Linked DNA regions of Homo sapiens: region 2 is linked to region 1. A link is a loop called in an ENCODE intact Hi-C map of the cell type or tissue named here. Cell type or tissue: PC-3. All regions are shown on one strand.

Region 1 (8,000 bases):
CTTATCTTCCAGTAGGAGCTGTTGGATTATTCTTGGCCAGTGGGCCCTGGGTCAGATGAAAGTGCAACATACAGGTTAACAGTGCAACATACAGCCTTTTGACAACAGCTCTCAAAAGTTGTTTACATTTCATGTCTGAGATCTTGAAGTGTGTTAGAAAGATTTAAGAGTAAATTTTCCCAAAGGAAATTGTTAACTCAAAGCCAGTGATATGGTTTGCCTTTGTCCCCACCCAAATCTTATCTTGAATTCCCACGTGTTGTGAGAGGGACCTGGTGGGAGTAATTGAATCATGGGTGCAAGTCTTTCTCATGCTGTTCTTGTGACAGTGAATGAGTCTCATGAGATCTGACAGTTATAAAAGGAGACGTTCCCCTGTACAAGCTCTCTCTCTTTGCCTGCTGCCATCCATGTAAGACGTGACTTGCTTCTCCTTGCCTTCCACCATGATTGTGAGGCTTCCCCAGCCACATGGAAACTGTAAGTCCAATTAAACCTCTTTCTTTTGTAAATTGCCCAGTCTCAAGTATGTCTTTATCAGCAGTGTGAAAATGGACTAATACAGTAAATTGGTATCAGAAGTGGGGTGCTGATGAAAAGATACCCAAAAATGTGGAAGCAACTTTGGAACTGCATAACAGGCAGAGGTTGGAACAGTTTGGAAGGGTCAGAAGAAGACAAGAAAATGTGAGAAGGTGAGAAGGTTTGGAACCCCCTAGAGACTTGTTGAATGGCTCTGCCCAAAATGCTCATAGTGATATGGACAATAAGGTCCAGGCTGAGGTGGTCTCAGATGGAGATGAGGAACTTGTTGGGAACTAGAACAAAGGTGACTCTTGTTATGATTTAGCAAAGAGACTGGCGGCATTTTATCCCTGCCCTAGAGATTTGTGGAACTTTGAACTTGAGAGAGATGATTTAGGGCATCTGGTGGAAGAAATTTCTAAGCAGCAAAGCATTCAAGAGGTTAGTTGGGTGCTGCTAAAGGCATTCAGTTTTGAAAGGGAAACAGAGAATAAACATTTGAAAAATTTGCAGCTTGACAATGCAATAGAAAAGAAAATCCCATTTTCTGAAGAAAAATTCAAGCCAGCTACAGAAATTTGTGTAAATAATGAGAAGCTGAATGTTAATCACCAAGACAACGGGGAAAATGTCTCCAGGACATGCCAGAGATCTTTGCCACAGCCCCTCCTAGCACAGTCTTGGAGGCCTAGAAGGAAAAAGTGGTTTTGTGGGTGAGGCCCAGGGTCCCTGTGCTGTCTGCAGCCTAGGGACTTGGTGCCCTGTGTCCCAGTCACTCCAGCTGTGGCTGAAAGGAGCCAACGTAGAGCTCAGGCCATGGCTTCAGGGAGTGCAAGCCTCAAGCCTTGGCAGCTTTCACGTGGTATTGAGCCTGTGAGTGCATAGAAGTCAAAAATTGAGGTTTGGGAACCTCTGCCTAGATTTCAGAAGTTGTATTGAAATGCCTGGATGCCCAGGCAGAAGTTGTATGCAGGGCTAAGGCTCTCAGAGAACCTCTGCTAGGGCAGTGCAGAAGGAAAATGTGGGATTGGAGCCCCGACACAGAGTCCCTACTGGGGCACTGCCTAGTGGAGCTGTGAGAAGAGGACCACTATCCTATCCTCCAGACCCTAGAATTGTAGATCCACCACAGCTTGCACTGTGCACCTGGAAAAGCTGCATACAATGCCAGCCTGTGCAAGCAACAGGAGGGGGGCTTTACCCTGCAAAGCCACAGGGGTGGAGCTGCTGAAGACTGTGGGAACCTACCTCTTGCATCAACATGACCTGGATGTGAGACATGGAGTCAAAGGAGATCATTTTGGAGCTTTAAGATCTGACTGCCCCACTGGATTTCTGGACTGGCATGGGGCCTGTAGCCCCTTTGTTTTGGCCAATTTCTCCCATTTGGAAAGGCTGTATTTATCCAATGCCTGTATCCCCATTGTATCTAGGAAGTAACTAACTTGCCTTTGATTTTACTGGCTCATAGGCGGAAGGGACTTGCCTTGTCTTGTATGACACTTTGGACTGAGGACTTTTGAGTTAATGCTGAATTGAGTTGAGACTTTGGGGAACTGTTGGGAGGGCACGATTGGTTTTGAAATGTGAAGATATCAAATTTGGGAGGGGCCAGGGGCGGAATGATATGGTTTGGCTGTGTTCCCACCCAAATCTTATCTTGAATTCCCACATGTTGTGGGAGGTACCCAATAGAAGGTAATTGAATCATGGGAGCAAGTCTTTCCCATGCTGTTCTTGTGACAGTGAAAAAGTCTCATGAGATCTGATGGTTTTAAAAAGAGGGGTTCCCCTGCACAAGCTCTCTCTTTGCCTGCTGCCATCCATGTAAGGTGACATGCTTCTCCTTGCCTTCCACCATGATTGTGAGGCTTCCCCAGCCACGTGGAACTGTAAGTCCAATTAAACCTCTTTTCTATAAATTGCCCAGTCTCAGGTATGTCTTTATCAGCAGTGTGAAAACGGACTAATACACCTAGTATTTAAAAAGTTATGATATCTCTAGGTAAAAGGTTTTTAAAAATGTTTTATGTTGTGGTTGACAAAGTGCTTAAGATTAAAAATAGACTTATTTTTATTAAAAGGTAAAGAGTCATTTAATAGGGAAGAAAGTTGTGTCAGTTTGGGTCCCTTAAGAAGCACACACCAAGACAGAATTAAGCATTCAGAAGATTTACTGGGAGAAACACCTGTGAAGAATACTGGTGAGAGGAAGTAGGAGTGACTAGGGAGGGCCTTAAGACCTCAGTGCTAATCTGAAATACATGAAACGGAGTGGGAAGGAAAGAGGATCAGTAGAAAAAGCTCAAAACTTTAGTGCAGTTCTTAGAAAACCTTGGTCAAGACAAAGTGGGTTCCCCTACTGTGTTAAGTCTATTCTCACACTGCTGTAAAGAACTACCTGAGACTGGGTAATTTATGAAGAAAAAGAAAAGAGATTTAATTGACTCACAGTTCCACAGGCTGTGCAGGAGGCATGGCTGGGGAGGCCTCAAAAAACTTACAATCATGGCAGAAGGCCAAAAAGGGAGCAAGGACATCTTCACATGGCAGCAGGAGAGAGAGAGAGAGAGAAGGGGGAAGTGCTACACATTTTCAAACAACGAGATATGGTAAGAACTCACTCACTATCATGAAAACAGCAAGGGGGCAATCCACCCTCACGGTTTAATCACCTCTCACCAGGCCACTCCTCCAACACATGGGGATTACAATTCAACATAAGCTTTGGGTGGGGACACAGAGCTAAACACAGCATATTACCTATCAGAGACTAATAGTGGAGTCCCATGTTGGGCAGAAACAACCCAGATCTATTACCTCTCCTGTGCTCAGTAATGGGCTAGAATCAGTCTGGGGAGGGTATGGTCTCATCACCCCTGTGGTGGATCCTGAAGCTGTAGCATTTAGAGGCTGTCAGCCAACTATGCTCCTTGCAGAAGGTTCTTTTAAAGGATAATCTGATGGGCCACTCCATGGTGGCCACAGAAATGTATTTAAAGTATACTTTCTTCCAGAGTCTCTCCCTCAGTTCTCAAAATAAAAGAAAAACTACAAAATCCTTTCTATAAAATAGGAACTGGTAGATTGTTTATTTCTAGAGACAATATTAAGCTTTCCCTTAAGTAGAATTGTAGAATTCAGAATCTAGTACAGTGCCTGGCACATAATAGAAACCCATAACTATTTGTTAACTAAATTGTGCCATTTGATTCATTTCCTCTCCTCAGGTCTAATAAGATGATACCCTTTATTAAGGCCAGATACTTCAGATTTGACATTTCTAATCCTTACAATAACTCTACAATGCAGACATTGTTAGACATTTTTACAAGTAGATACACTGAGGCTCAGAGAGGTTAAGTAACTTGCCCAATGTCACACGACTATAAGTGGTGGTTCTAGGATTCAAATCCAGTGCTGCTCTGAAGCCTGGCACAGGCTCCCTTTCCTCTTTGTCCTTGGTAGCCTAAGGAAAACTAATTAATGCATGTGAGAGGTGGCAATCACATAACGTGAAGCTGAAATAGGTCTCATATATTATCTAAACCAGTATTCCTCAGCCCTGGCTGAACATCAGAACCATTTCGAGAACTTTTAAAATATTCGGATGATCAGGCCCCATCTCAGACCATTTAAATCACTATTTTGAGAGGTAGACCCAGGCATCTCTATTTTTTTGTTCTAAAGCTTTTAAACATGGGAACTTCTAATCTTCTCAAGATTAGGCACCACTGGTCTTGTCCAAGCCCTCTCATATTACAGATTGGGTAACTGAGTCCCAGAAAGTGAAGTTATCACATCTGACAACCAAACGTGCTGGAACCAGAGCTCATATGAAGATTTCTTAGTCCCATGTTGCCCTCTAGGAGTTTACCTGAAATTGTTTGTTGAAGCCTATGACACTGCCATGATGAAGGACTCTATTCACACAGCAGTCCTTGTGTGCCCTCTGGTGGGTTAAAGGGGTAAGAAGTCATTTCCTGGGGCAGTACTTAAAAGGGTGGGTGGGCGCTCTGCAGAAGGTTGTATTGCCTAATCAAAATGTTTCGTGTGGATTTATACAAGCTGGCTGGTTAGGTAGTGGGGATTTATATCACCGTTCTACTTTGAAGGAAGAAAACAACAAGATAAACAAAAACAAAACCCACCACCTTGAATTGGATCAGTGCCTTGTCTCCAAAGACTTGCTATATAATGCCATCTTTTTTTTTTTTTTTTTTTTTTCTGAGACAGAGTTTTGCTCTGTCGTCCCAGGCTAGAGTGCAGTGGTGCAATCTCGGCTCACTGCAAGCTCTGCCTCCCGGGTTCACGCCATTCTCCTGCCTCAGCCTCCCGAGTAGCTGGGACTACAGGTGCCCGCCATATAATGCCATCTTTAAATCCCATAAGGCACTACCTCACATTAGTGCTCTGGGAGAAATTTTTTAAATCTTAGAGTATCTTTTATCAAGGGTGTAGACTCTTTTGGTTCATCTTACAGGTTTTGCAAACAAACCTGAGGACAAATTCTAGCTCCACAATTTATTAATCTCATAAACTTCAGTGAGTCACGTGGTATCTTTAATCCCCAGCTTTACCATCTGAAATGGTCATTATAACCTAATTTATACAGTTCTTGTGGAGATTAAATGTGTATATGTAGGCATGGCACTGGCCCTGAAACTTATTAAGTCCCCTCCACCCTCATGCTTCACAAAATGGTTATCCTATTATTGGTAGACCCCTGTTGGGTGCATTTCTACTATGTCTGGACAAAACTCTCAAATAGGAAAAGAATATTTTCAGTGCAAAGTGATGTAACCTGTGCATTGGCATCCCTCCTGTGGCCTGCTTCCCTTGTCCCCAGAGAGCACTTGCCACTCTCCTGCCACCCTTTGTTGCAGACTTCCACAGACCTTCCCGTGGTAAGCAGAATTTGAACTCTGATCTATCCCTCATCAAAATATCTTTTGCATGTAGCTGTATTCTCATTCCTGGGGCATTCCAACATGAAAAGGTTGAGAAGATGAGGAAAAGCCACAAAAGGAGACAGCATGAGTGATCAATATGCAGTAGGAGAGAAATCAGGAGAGTGTTATTCTACAGGCCAAATAAAGAATGTCTCAGAGGGAGGAAATGATTGACTGGGTCAAGCAAGACAAGGACCAAGAGGTGACCATTGGATTTAGCAAAGTGGAGGTTATTGGTGGTGTTGACTAAGGCAAGTTTGCTGTAGTGGTTGTGGTGAAATTGTGATTGGAATACAGAATTGGATACATCAAGCACAGACTCTTCTTTTGCGATGTTTTTCCTGTAAAGAAGTGCCAGGCAATGGGGTGGAAGCTAGAGGAAATGGCTTTTTAAGATGAGAGAAATAACAGCATATTTATAATGCCAGTGAGAATGAGCCAGTAGTGAGAGAGAAAACTGATGATGCAGAAAGGAGAAGGGAGAACTGCTAGAGCAGCATCCTTCACAGGTCAGAGGGATTGAGATTTAGTACAGAGGTGGAGCGCCTTATAGGAACAGACATGCTGCACTCATAATAAAGGGAAGGGCAGGCAGAGTCTATGGGTACAGATGCCGTTAGGTGAAGGTAGAGATAACGAGAGGTTTGCAAAAGTTCTCTTCTGATAGCTTCCTTTTTATCAGTAAATAGGAAGCAAGGTCATCACTGGGAGAAGCTGCTATTAAGTGAAATAAAGTCCCATCAAGAGAGCAAGTGATCAGCTCAGTTTCCGAAATAGAACTCAAAGATTAATGGTGATGTGCTCTAGTGGGTAAGAGGTTTTGCTGAAAATACTTCAATTATGAGGTTCACATGTAATATCAACGTAAAATTCAAATAACAATAAACACATGATGTTCTGAACTTTATTTTCAACTATTTAAACCACTCTACAAAATGCTCTACAACATTAAGAAAACCTCAGCAAAATTTGGGGTGGGAATTAGACTCTGTTTATCTGTCATCAAAATATCACGCAAACACTTATTTTAAGTGTTTAACTTAAGATATTTAACTCTGTGGAATTCTTTGTAGATGATGGTATATTTAAATTCCACATATGACAATGAAAATTTACCCCAAGCATACAACTCTTTAAAACAAAATAACACACATTTTTTAAAACTGTTTCAGATTAAGTTGTTTTGCTTTTTTTCCTAGACATGAAAACTAAGCTCAATCTTTTTCCCCAGTCACAGCCTTGAGCTTATGGCAGATTTGCACAAAGTATACCAATTTCTTCTTGGATTGTCCATCTAGTGATGCCAGTAGTTCATGCCATCACAGGTAGAAGAGATGGTTGGCTAATTCCAGACTGGGTTCTTTATGAATGCTTTGTGCCACCAGAAAGGTCAGCTTGTGAGCATACTGACATGGTGCTGGGACACTGACTATGCCCTGAGGAGAAAAAAGTATTGATAATAATTAAGAGATTACCTTGTTCTTCAAAGAGATTTTTTCTGATTTTACTTTGTCTACTGGTTACACAGATAATAGAATGGGCTTCTGGGTAAACAACAGGTAACCTCAACCAACAAAAGGTAACCTAACTTACTGGGAACTTAAGCTCACTGGGGAGGATGGAGTGAAAAGTCACTCTGGCTTCATGGTGCTGGGAGTAGGGAGCCATCACACTTCAGACTAGTCTTTGTCCTGTGATCTCAAGTTTGGAACTCCTTGGAGGAGCTTCGTGCAAACCTTGGGCTTGGCCTTTGGGAACAGCTCTTGGCCTAATGCACAGGAACAAAGGGCAGACCCAGGCCTGTTAACACTTCCCCACCAGGCACATCTGAGTTGGCTTCAATTTCTTCATCTGTAACATGTAAATAACAATACCCTGATTTCCTCCCAGGTTTGCATAAGATAATGTATATAACAAAGTCGTCTAGAAACTGTAACTATTAATGTATTATAATAGTTATTGTTATTTTGTTTCTATGATAGACTGCTTTCCTCCCACTGTGGACTCAAGAAGTGATTCATTCATTGATTCATTCATTCATTCATTCCTTCTTTAGGAAATATCAGGTATTGTGCTATATCTAGGGATACAAAGATGACGTGTATGATAATTCCTAGGTGGGACTCTTGAGTATCATATTTACATTAAGTAAACAGCTTTCACTCACCGGCCAGTTGTAGTACAGGTGGCACAATTTGAATGTAAGTCTCTGCATATGGTCGGGCTTCAAGCCGTTGTCATCATAGATGACATTATAGTAGGTAGGACTAACAGTTCCCCGGCAGGCCACCTGGCTGATCAGATAAAAGTCATACCTGAGGGGGAAAATGGAATGAATGTAGGAAAGAAGGCAAACAGAATAAGGTCAAACATAAACTGGACGCAATGAATGTTTTGTTAAAAATTGATTTTCCAGCGGCACTTGCCATTCGTTACGTGTTGCTTCTGAATCCACAACAGTGCCAAGTGGGGGGTTCTGTACAGTGCGGTTCATTTCGGTAAAGAATCGTGGCATGCACTTCT
Region 2 (8,000 bases), 51 kb before region 1:
AAGGAAAAACTGAAGGAGTGAGGCCCCCTCGTCAATTATATTACTTTGGTCTACAAGGAGCAGCAATATAGCTTTAGGTTTAAGAAACCTGGCATTGAATTTAGTTCTGTGATTGTAAACAAGTATTTCCACATTTTTTAGTTTGGTTTCCTTGGCTATAGAATGGAGATATTAATACCTTCCCTGCCTGACTCATAAAAATGTTGCCAAGATCACATAAGATAAAACAACGCTAAGTGCCTTGTTGTAAGCCTAGGACAGCCTTGTGGCTGGGACTTTCTCTATCAGTAGTTCTTAACAGGAGGGCTGCAACACCAGCCCTGGTTTTGGCATAGCCGTTGGAAAGACAGAAATGAAGCAGTGGATTGGTGTTCCTCAATTCAGGAAGACTGGCAGGCCCAGGGCATCACGATAGAGGAAAGCCTTGCTTGCAAATCCATCTCCCACTGTTTCAGCTTTGCTCTCAGCCATGAGCTTTTTATACAAAGAGCTGTCACATTTATGGTCTTGCTGAGCTTCACCTCAGTTCTAGGAGGAGAAACCTTTCACTGACAGGAGCTACACAGGAATACAGGAACTAAGGGACAGGACCTGGGACTACACCCCATGCCTCCTGAGGCCCATGCCTGCCCTCTTTCTCTGTATCAGCCACCCTGTTGGAGAGGGAAGTTTTGGTCTGGGGATAGAGAAAGGAAGGGTGATATTACTTTGGAGAATGGGTCACTTCAGAGAGGATAGGTATAGAGTGAGGGAGCTTCAGGAGGACTGTCTAAGAACCACAGCCTAGGATGAGGATCCTGGGGCCTGAGTAAGAAGTAGGAGAGAAAGTGGAGAGAGCCATTTATTCCTTCATTCTGGGAGCCCTTCCAGACAAGTGAGAGCTAAAATGATCAGACCCAGACTGATAACTCGGGCTAGAGTCGCTCAGAGAGTGAGGTAAGGATAAGGTAGGGATGAGGCTGCTGTTGGACCAACCCACAGAGATTGTCAGAGGCATCAGGGTGAGTCTGAGATAATAATCAAAGCCAGGCAGATGAGCAACCAGTTTATTAACCCAAAGGGACGGGTCAGAGGAAAATGTGGTTTCAAGGCCTTGGGACTGACACTGGGGACTCCAGAGCAGGGTGAGAGGGTTTTAAAGGCTGGAGCTGGCAAGGGGGAGGCAGTCTGGGGAAACCCCCTAAGTTAGGGGTTGAATGCTGAAAAGAAGGCTGGAGAAGTGAGAAGTCAGACAAAAAGAGAAAGGGCATGCCTGGGTTTTCCTTTTAGAAAGGCCACTCTAGCTGCACTATGGAGGATAATGATGGGGTAAAAGGGGCAGGAGAAGGCTGAAGGAGGCTGCTGAAGGCCTCATTCAGTGACAGTGGAGACAGAGAAATGAGAGACATGAAAGAGGCAGAATCCACTGGATTTAGTAATAATTTTGAGACAGAGTAGGGACTCCTCTTAAAGGCCTGCTGTCCCCAGCTCTAAGCATGGAAATAAAGGAAAATCTTGGGTTCATTCAGGGGAAATTCCAGGTACCCAGGTAGTCCTGAGAAGTAAATGAGCAACTTGATAAGCTAGAAGGTAATAATAGCTTAAAACACGAGCCAAGGAAGTTAGAGTCACGAGATGTTCCCTCTACAAACTAAAGATGACTCAACTTATGTCCGTGAGCTGTTTTGCAGAACCCCAGGCCCCCATCAAATAGACCCACTGCCACATAGGCCTCAGATAAGGGAGGGCTGAGAACTGAACTCTGACCTCTGTTCTTTGCTCTAAATTTCTTCCTGAGGGACCTGGAGGTAAGGCTATGCCCCTGAGCAAGAACCAACGTTCTTTTCTGACCTCACATTTTTAGACAAAGCTTTGTCTCCTAAGCCAATTGCAAATTAGAAAATCTTTGAATCTACCTATGACCTATAAGCCCCTGCTTTGAGATGTTCCACCTTTTTAGGTTAAACCAATGGATAGCCTCTGTGTATTGATATATGACTGCCTGTAATCTCTTCCTCCCCACCTTTAAAAGCCCTTACTTGCAAGCCATCAGGGAGGATGAGTCTTAAGCATGAGCTGCCCAGTTCTCCTTGCTTGGTGCCCTGAAAATAAATGCCTTCCTTTCTCCTGCTGCAAACTTCTGTATGGATGTTTAGCCTTACTGCACTGGGCAAGTGGACCCTAGCTGGGTTCTGCAACAATTTGAATGGGAGATGATTTGTGAAGGAGATGTCAAGAATGACTTCCAGATTTGCTGACTTAAGAGACTAGAAAACTTAATTCAGGCCCTCACTTTGCCATTATTTTCAAACTTTTAGACCATAAGCTGCTTTTAGGCCTCAGTTTCTACTTCTCAGGATAGGAAAGATGATGTAGAGTAGTAGTGTTCCAATGATGGTCATGGGGCCATCCTGCAGGTGTGGCTGGGCCTCAGGGAAAGAGCCCCAGAGAGGAGTCAGAAGATCCAGCTCACATCTTGACCCAGCCTGTAATGTCAGGAGGGCACAGTATTTCTGAGCCTAGGTCTTCATTTGTATAAATGGAGATAATTATTCATTTATTCAAGAAATACACATTTGGGGCCAAAGATAAAAGGAAGGAAATATGGTCTGTGCCATCTGGAGTGCACAGCTAAGGAGGAGAAGCAGGCCTACAAACCAATAGTTATAAAGGAGCTGAGTAAGTGCCAGAATGATGTAAACTAAACAAATGGAGGCAGTCCAAAGGAAGGAGGGACCAAATGCAAGAGCTGCATCTAGAGATAGGACAAGGGGTAACCAGGAAGATTGAGGGAAAGGTACTGTGGCCTGAGAACTAGGCTGAGCCCTCCCTTGCTGGACCCCTGTCTTTTGATTGCCCTTCCTTGATCCTAACCTCTCTCTCCTGTCATCTAAATAGCAATCCTTTTTCCCACCTGCAAGTGAGGCTCTGAGGGATTCTTCAGAAATCAAGACTTTGACCCACTCCATATTATGAATGCCTCAGCCTACAAAGAGCTTGCCTAACCCAACATCAAGGGGTGGACACGTGATGCTGGACTTCCAGGTACCAGAAACAGGCCTTACTCCACCTTCTATGAGCATATGCCTACACAGGTAGGCTGGGTATTGCATTTTCTGAAGAGCAGATACTGTATTTAATTCATAGTTGTATCCCCAGTGCCTTATGGCAAGCCTGCCATGTGTTTGTGACTAATAATTGTGTGGTGAATGAATCAAGTTCCATAAAGTCTTTAAATTTCAAAGGGTTATTGGCTCCTTTCTCAGCCTTCAGGCAGGATTGTATCTTAATCACCACACCTGGCAGCTGTTCAGGCTCCCTGAACAGGTGGCACCCACCTGAGAAATAGGCAGAGCGAACACAACACTTTCTATAATTTAACTTTCATTCACTAGACAAGTACGCATTGAGAAGCTCCTCTGTGCCAGTCTCTGAACACATAGATGACATCAAGAACATTACAGCCTAATTGGGGGACAGATATTGCGTTCATAATTGCCACACAGTGGAGGCCCAAGGGGGAGGGAATTGGTTCTGCTACAGGGATCTTGCTTGGGAGATGCTTGAGCTGTATCTTAAAAAATGAGTAAGAGTTCAACAGTTGGATAGGATGACAGGGTTAGGGGAGAGCAGGGGACCTGGGATAAGGGAATTTAAGGCAAGAGATGTCTATGTGTATTGTGTTTACAGCAGTGCTATTCAAAGTCCAGATCCACAATGAGATGAGGAATTTGCCCCAGCATTACATCCTTAAATGAGAAAGTCTTACTATAAAAATACTGTCACCTGAACTAAAGTATGTTTGTGACTATTGATTTGCATTCTGGCCCAGGCCCTTCTGTGAATTGGAAACATTGTTTGTGAACAGGCAGCAGATCTGGAGACTACATCACTGCTTTATAGTTAACCAAGTGCTTTTCACACAAGTTCAAGCTCTTTTGCCCCTCAAAAAAAATCCTCTGAAGTTGTCAGGGCAGGTATCATAATCCTCACTTTACAGGTTGGATATTGAAACTCAGAGAGGTTAAGGTTCACATCACCCCACTGGTGAGCAGGGAGGCTGAGATTTAAAGCCAGGAGTGCTCTCCCAGCCCTTTATTCTTCTCCTTCATCAATGGCTTAGGAAGAAAATGAGACTGACTTGAGTAATGACTTCATGGCCAGCATGGCCCTAGCAACAAATGTCAGAGTGTGGGGCATAAGTGTGTCATGCATGTGACCTCCCATGGTATTTCTCATGTTCCTCCGTCTCATATTGCTGTCATGTCTTAAATAGAGACAGGATGACTTTTCCTTTCTAGCCACCCACTCTGGAGTCGCCTCCACCTGCCCTCCCAGGGGAGCTTCCTCCAGCACAGCCTGTGCTTGATATTTCACTACCTGAAAGGACTTGGCATTGGTCCCATGCAAGGAGACTGTCTCATGCATTCACAGAGACAGCAGGCATCTACTCAAAATAGGCTTACCGTTCCACGAATGCCATTCTGGGGTATGCTGCTCTTATCCTGGTAGGTGGGGCCATGATGCTGTTCTGAGCTGTCCTATCTATTCCCTTGGAGTACAGCTTCCTGAGCACAGCCTTTTTTTTTTCCATGCAAAGAAGCCAAAAGCAAATGGAGACAACTACAGGGAAGGTCACATGGGCCGAGAGAGATGGGAGCCTTCCAACCAAAAGAATCATAAATCTTCAGTTATGATCTGGCCGTTTCTCTAAGCAGCAAGCTAGTGGGGAAAACTCAAGGGGCCTGTGCCTGTGATTCCCATGGCCCTCTGACAGTGGGCACATTCTACAAAACTTGAGTGAGCTGCAGATGGTCAATGGCTCTAACAGCTGGCCTCCTGGAATGAAGCCATGCTGCCCATCAATGTCCTGGAGGGGTTCCTACCTGGACAGGGGCTCAGCCAGGGTTTCTCACACCTGCAGACCCTCAGCTGGAAAGTAATCAGAATCTTCAGCCTTTTAAAAGCTAAGTCTTAGAAAAAGCAATATAGACTCACACTGCCAAGGAGGATTAAAGAAAACTACTGGAGAGATTCTTGCTATATGTGTCTTCCTTCACCTTGGCCTGGAGTCACATATTCTGAAGTAGTGCCATAATGAGGAAAGAGAAAGAGCACTGGCTGGCAGTCAGAAGGCTATCCTGGCCTCAGTGCCAAATCTCCTTTGGCCCAGGGAAAATCCGTTAACCTTTCTGGGCCTCTGTTTTCTGCCATATAAAATGGGGTACTGTCCTAGCTACCCCGGGAATGGGAGATGATCCCAACCAATGCCCAAAGGCTTTGATGAGACATCAGACTTCAGCTGGCCATATCTTTGGCCACAGTATCTGCCATATTATTTACCTGTCTATTCTGTATACCTATATCTATTTTCCCAATATACTTCTCCTCTGATTATTACTCTCTCTCTGTTCTTTAGAAAAACCCTTTAAGATCTTCCCTTGCTATCTTCATTCCACTGTGAGCAGCTTGAAGTCAGGACCCTCCCCTTATTTTTGTTCATAGAACCTAGCATAGTACCTACCTGACCCAATAAGTGTCCATTGAATAAGAGATTGATATTTTCCACAAACAGAACATGACTCCGAAATAATTTTTTATATTTAACAAGCAAGTATATCAATTTACTATGCACCAGGCATTATTCTTAGCATTAAACACATATTAACACATTTAATAGTGTCACGGGATCCTTGGGGTGTCGCTTTGCCAGCTGGAAACCTCTGTGGCTGGTGGCGCCTTCTGCCTGAGTATTGCTTGCACCAACTGGGTTCGTTCCACCCACTCAGCCTGGCAGGCTGTGCTTGGCTCACGCTCTCAGCCCTGATCCCACACCTGCCAAGGGCAAGCCAGGTGCAGAGTGGCAAGGGGTGCGTGGGCAAGTGAGTGTGGGGTCTGGCCACTGTGCACATCCAGGCGTGCTGACTGCTGTGGCAGAGCAGGCAGCTCCAGATGCTGGCACAGGTGCTGGCTCCATGTGAGACTCCAGCTGGACCAGATGTACCACATGCAGCTTCCACTGCGGGCACCCATTTCTGAATGAAGGGAACATAGTGGTGCCTGGAATCTTGGAGACACCAGGGACTGCAGAGCCCCAAAGAGGGTGTCATAGCCCTGGCTCAGGGAGCCCCTAGTTCTGAGCTCCGTGAAGGGCTGCAACTCTTCTCTCCTTTTCATTGCCTGCAATGTGGTCAGCCAGGGGGAGTGTTTCAGCCCCGTTTGTGTTATAGCTCCTTCAGTCCTGCCATTTGGCAGGTCCTGATTTCTTGTCCCACATCCAGGAAGAATGAGGTATACATACAACTGGAGAGTGAGCAAGGCAAAGAGAAGCTTCACTGAGTAACAGAACAGGTCTCAGGAGACATGCAGTGGGTAGCTCCTTTCTGCAGGTCGTCCTGACTAGCGTCCAGCTCTCAGCCGAAAAGAGACCTGCAGTGGTTAGCTCCTATCTGCAGGCAGGTCATCCCAACATCTCTGTGAGTCTGGCTGAGTCTGGGGTTTTTGTGGGCTTCTGAAGGGAGCAAGTGCATGCTAACATATCCATAGGTAGCCATAAGTGGGCCTAGATAAAGCATCATAAGTTCTCACTCCCAGCCACGAACTCCACCAGGAACTGGCAGCCCAGCCCTCATGTTTCAGGTCATCCCTTGCTTGAAGGTGGGACATCACATGTGGCATGCCCCTTTCTGCCCAGGAGCCTGTCTGCCTCCTGTTGCCAACAACATGTTGTCCACAGCGCACAGGCTGTTTGTGCTGAGGGGTTCCTGCAGGCCTGCTCCGAGCTACCCTCAGCCCTGCCTTTGGCCTCCCTTCCATGATCATTGGTGCCCAAAGTCTAGAGGGGGCCAAGGCAGCAGGGGACTGGCATGTCAGTGCTGCCCTGAGCATGTGCACACCCAGCTGAGTCATAATAGCAACTGGCCTCAGCCACAACTTTGCTCTGAAATCGGAGCAGGCACTGGGAGCAGGAAGAGGCCAGGCAGCAGAAGCAGGCACTTCCAAGCCTGTGGGGGTTGAGGGGGGTTGCCAGGCCCCTGAGAGCACAGAGATGCCCAGTCTGCAGCCATGGCTGGGTGGCTGCAGCTGCGCCCAGCAGGGTGGGGCTCCCACCCAGCCAACTCCAAAGGGGAACGGGGCTCCCACCTGTTCCTAGCTCCCGTGGGCTCTATAGAGCATGTAGCCCCTGCTGTGCCTCCCCTGCTGCAGCCAGCATCTTCACAGCAGCCACTCCAGATGGGCCACCACTGCCATCAGTAGCCATCATTGTTATACCTGTTTTGTATATTAACATTTATGTCTAATAATTCCAATAACTGGCTCCTCTATTGGTCTGTTTCTCTTGTCTATTTTTCTCGTTTTCATCCTTTCTTCTTGATCTCTAGTATATCTGATGATCTGAAGTTGAACGCCAGTAATTTTGCATGAAAATGGTGGAGGCCTTTCAAGGCTCTGGATGATATGTTTTTCCAGAGAGGATTTACTTCTGCTTCTGAAGGCAATCCAGATCGAGACAAGTCAGTTAATCAACTCCGTAATTGAACCGATTTGAATCTGTGCTTTAGTCTTTGTGATGTCCAGCCTGTTTCCAATTCATCATTGCTCCTGGAGTGTTGACCTTCCATGTGTTTACCAGTGTCCCTCCACCTTGGTGGGCTCTTAATCCCAATTTTTAACTTCCAAAAAATGACCACTGAAAGCTTTGCTTAGCTTCTCAGCTCTTTAGCCACCATTTTCTGCCCAGTTTTTGGGTCTCTTGGCTGCCTCTTAGAAGTCAGAAAATACCTTGAGGGGTGTATCAGTCTGTTCTTGCACTGCTATAAAGAACTACCTGAGACTGGGTAATTTATTTTTAAAAAAGATGTTTAACTGGCTCACAGTTCTGTGGGCTGTACCGGCTTCTGCTTCTGGGGAGGCCTCAGGAAACTTACAATCATGTTGAAAGGTGAAGGGGAAGCAAGCACGTCTTCAATGGCAGAGCAGGAGAGAGAGAGTGAAGTGGGAAGTGCTACACACTTTAAAAT

What was found. Peaks named below come from ENCODE experiments on the same cell type or tissue, not always from the same donor. Only the 100,000 strongest peaks of a DNase experiment are listed, where the experiment ranks them.
Region 2: a loop joins it to region 1, with 2.3 times the contacts of the local background. A loop is called at or near these places in 3 of 110 quality-filtered maps.

What each region holds. Positions count from the first base shown.
Region 1 is chr11:94,619,789-94,627,788 of GRCh38, reverse strand. PIWIL4 (piwi like RNA-mediated gene silencing 4) reads right to left here. Exons shown (of 20, transcript NM_152431.3): 18 at 7,904-8,000; 19 at 7,645-7,792; 20 at 6,368-6,913. The coding sequence ends at 6,797. The region is part of intron 4 of PIWIL4-AS1 (PIWIL4 antisense RNA 1); the gene reads left to right. Among named protein-coding and RNA genes, the nearest start is that of LINC02700, 14 kb to the left of the region's middle. In PC-3, CTCF peaks have their summits at 4,247 and 4,456 (motif pointing left); a DNase peak (open chromatin) is centred at 4,448.
Region 2 is chr11:94,670,660-94,678,659 of GRCh38, reverse strand. It overlaps PIWIL4-AS1 (PIWIL4 antisense RNA 1), which reads left to right. Exons shown (of 5, transcript NR_135093.1): 4 at 2,878-3,024. Among named protein-coding and RNA genes, the nearest start is that of LINC02700, 37 kb to the right of the region's middle. RefSeq lists an enhancer at 6,352-6,851. In PC-3, no CTCF peak of the experiment used is centred here; DNase peaks (open chromatin) are centred at 199, 3,199, 4,419, 6,909 and 1 weaker place; H3K4me3 peaks cover 515 bases; H3K27ac peaks cover 4,170 bases.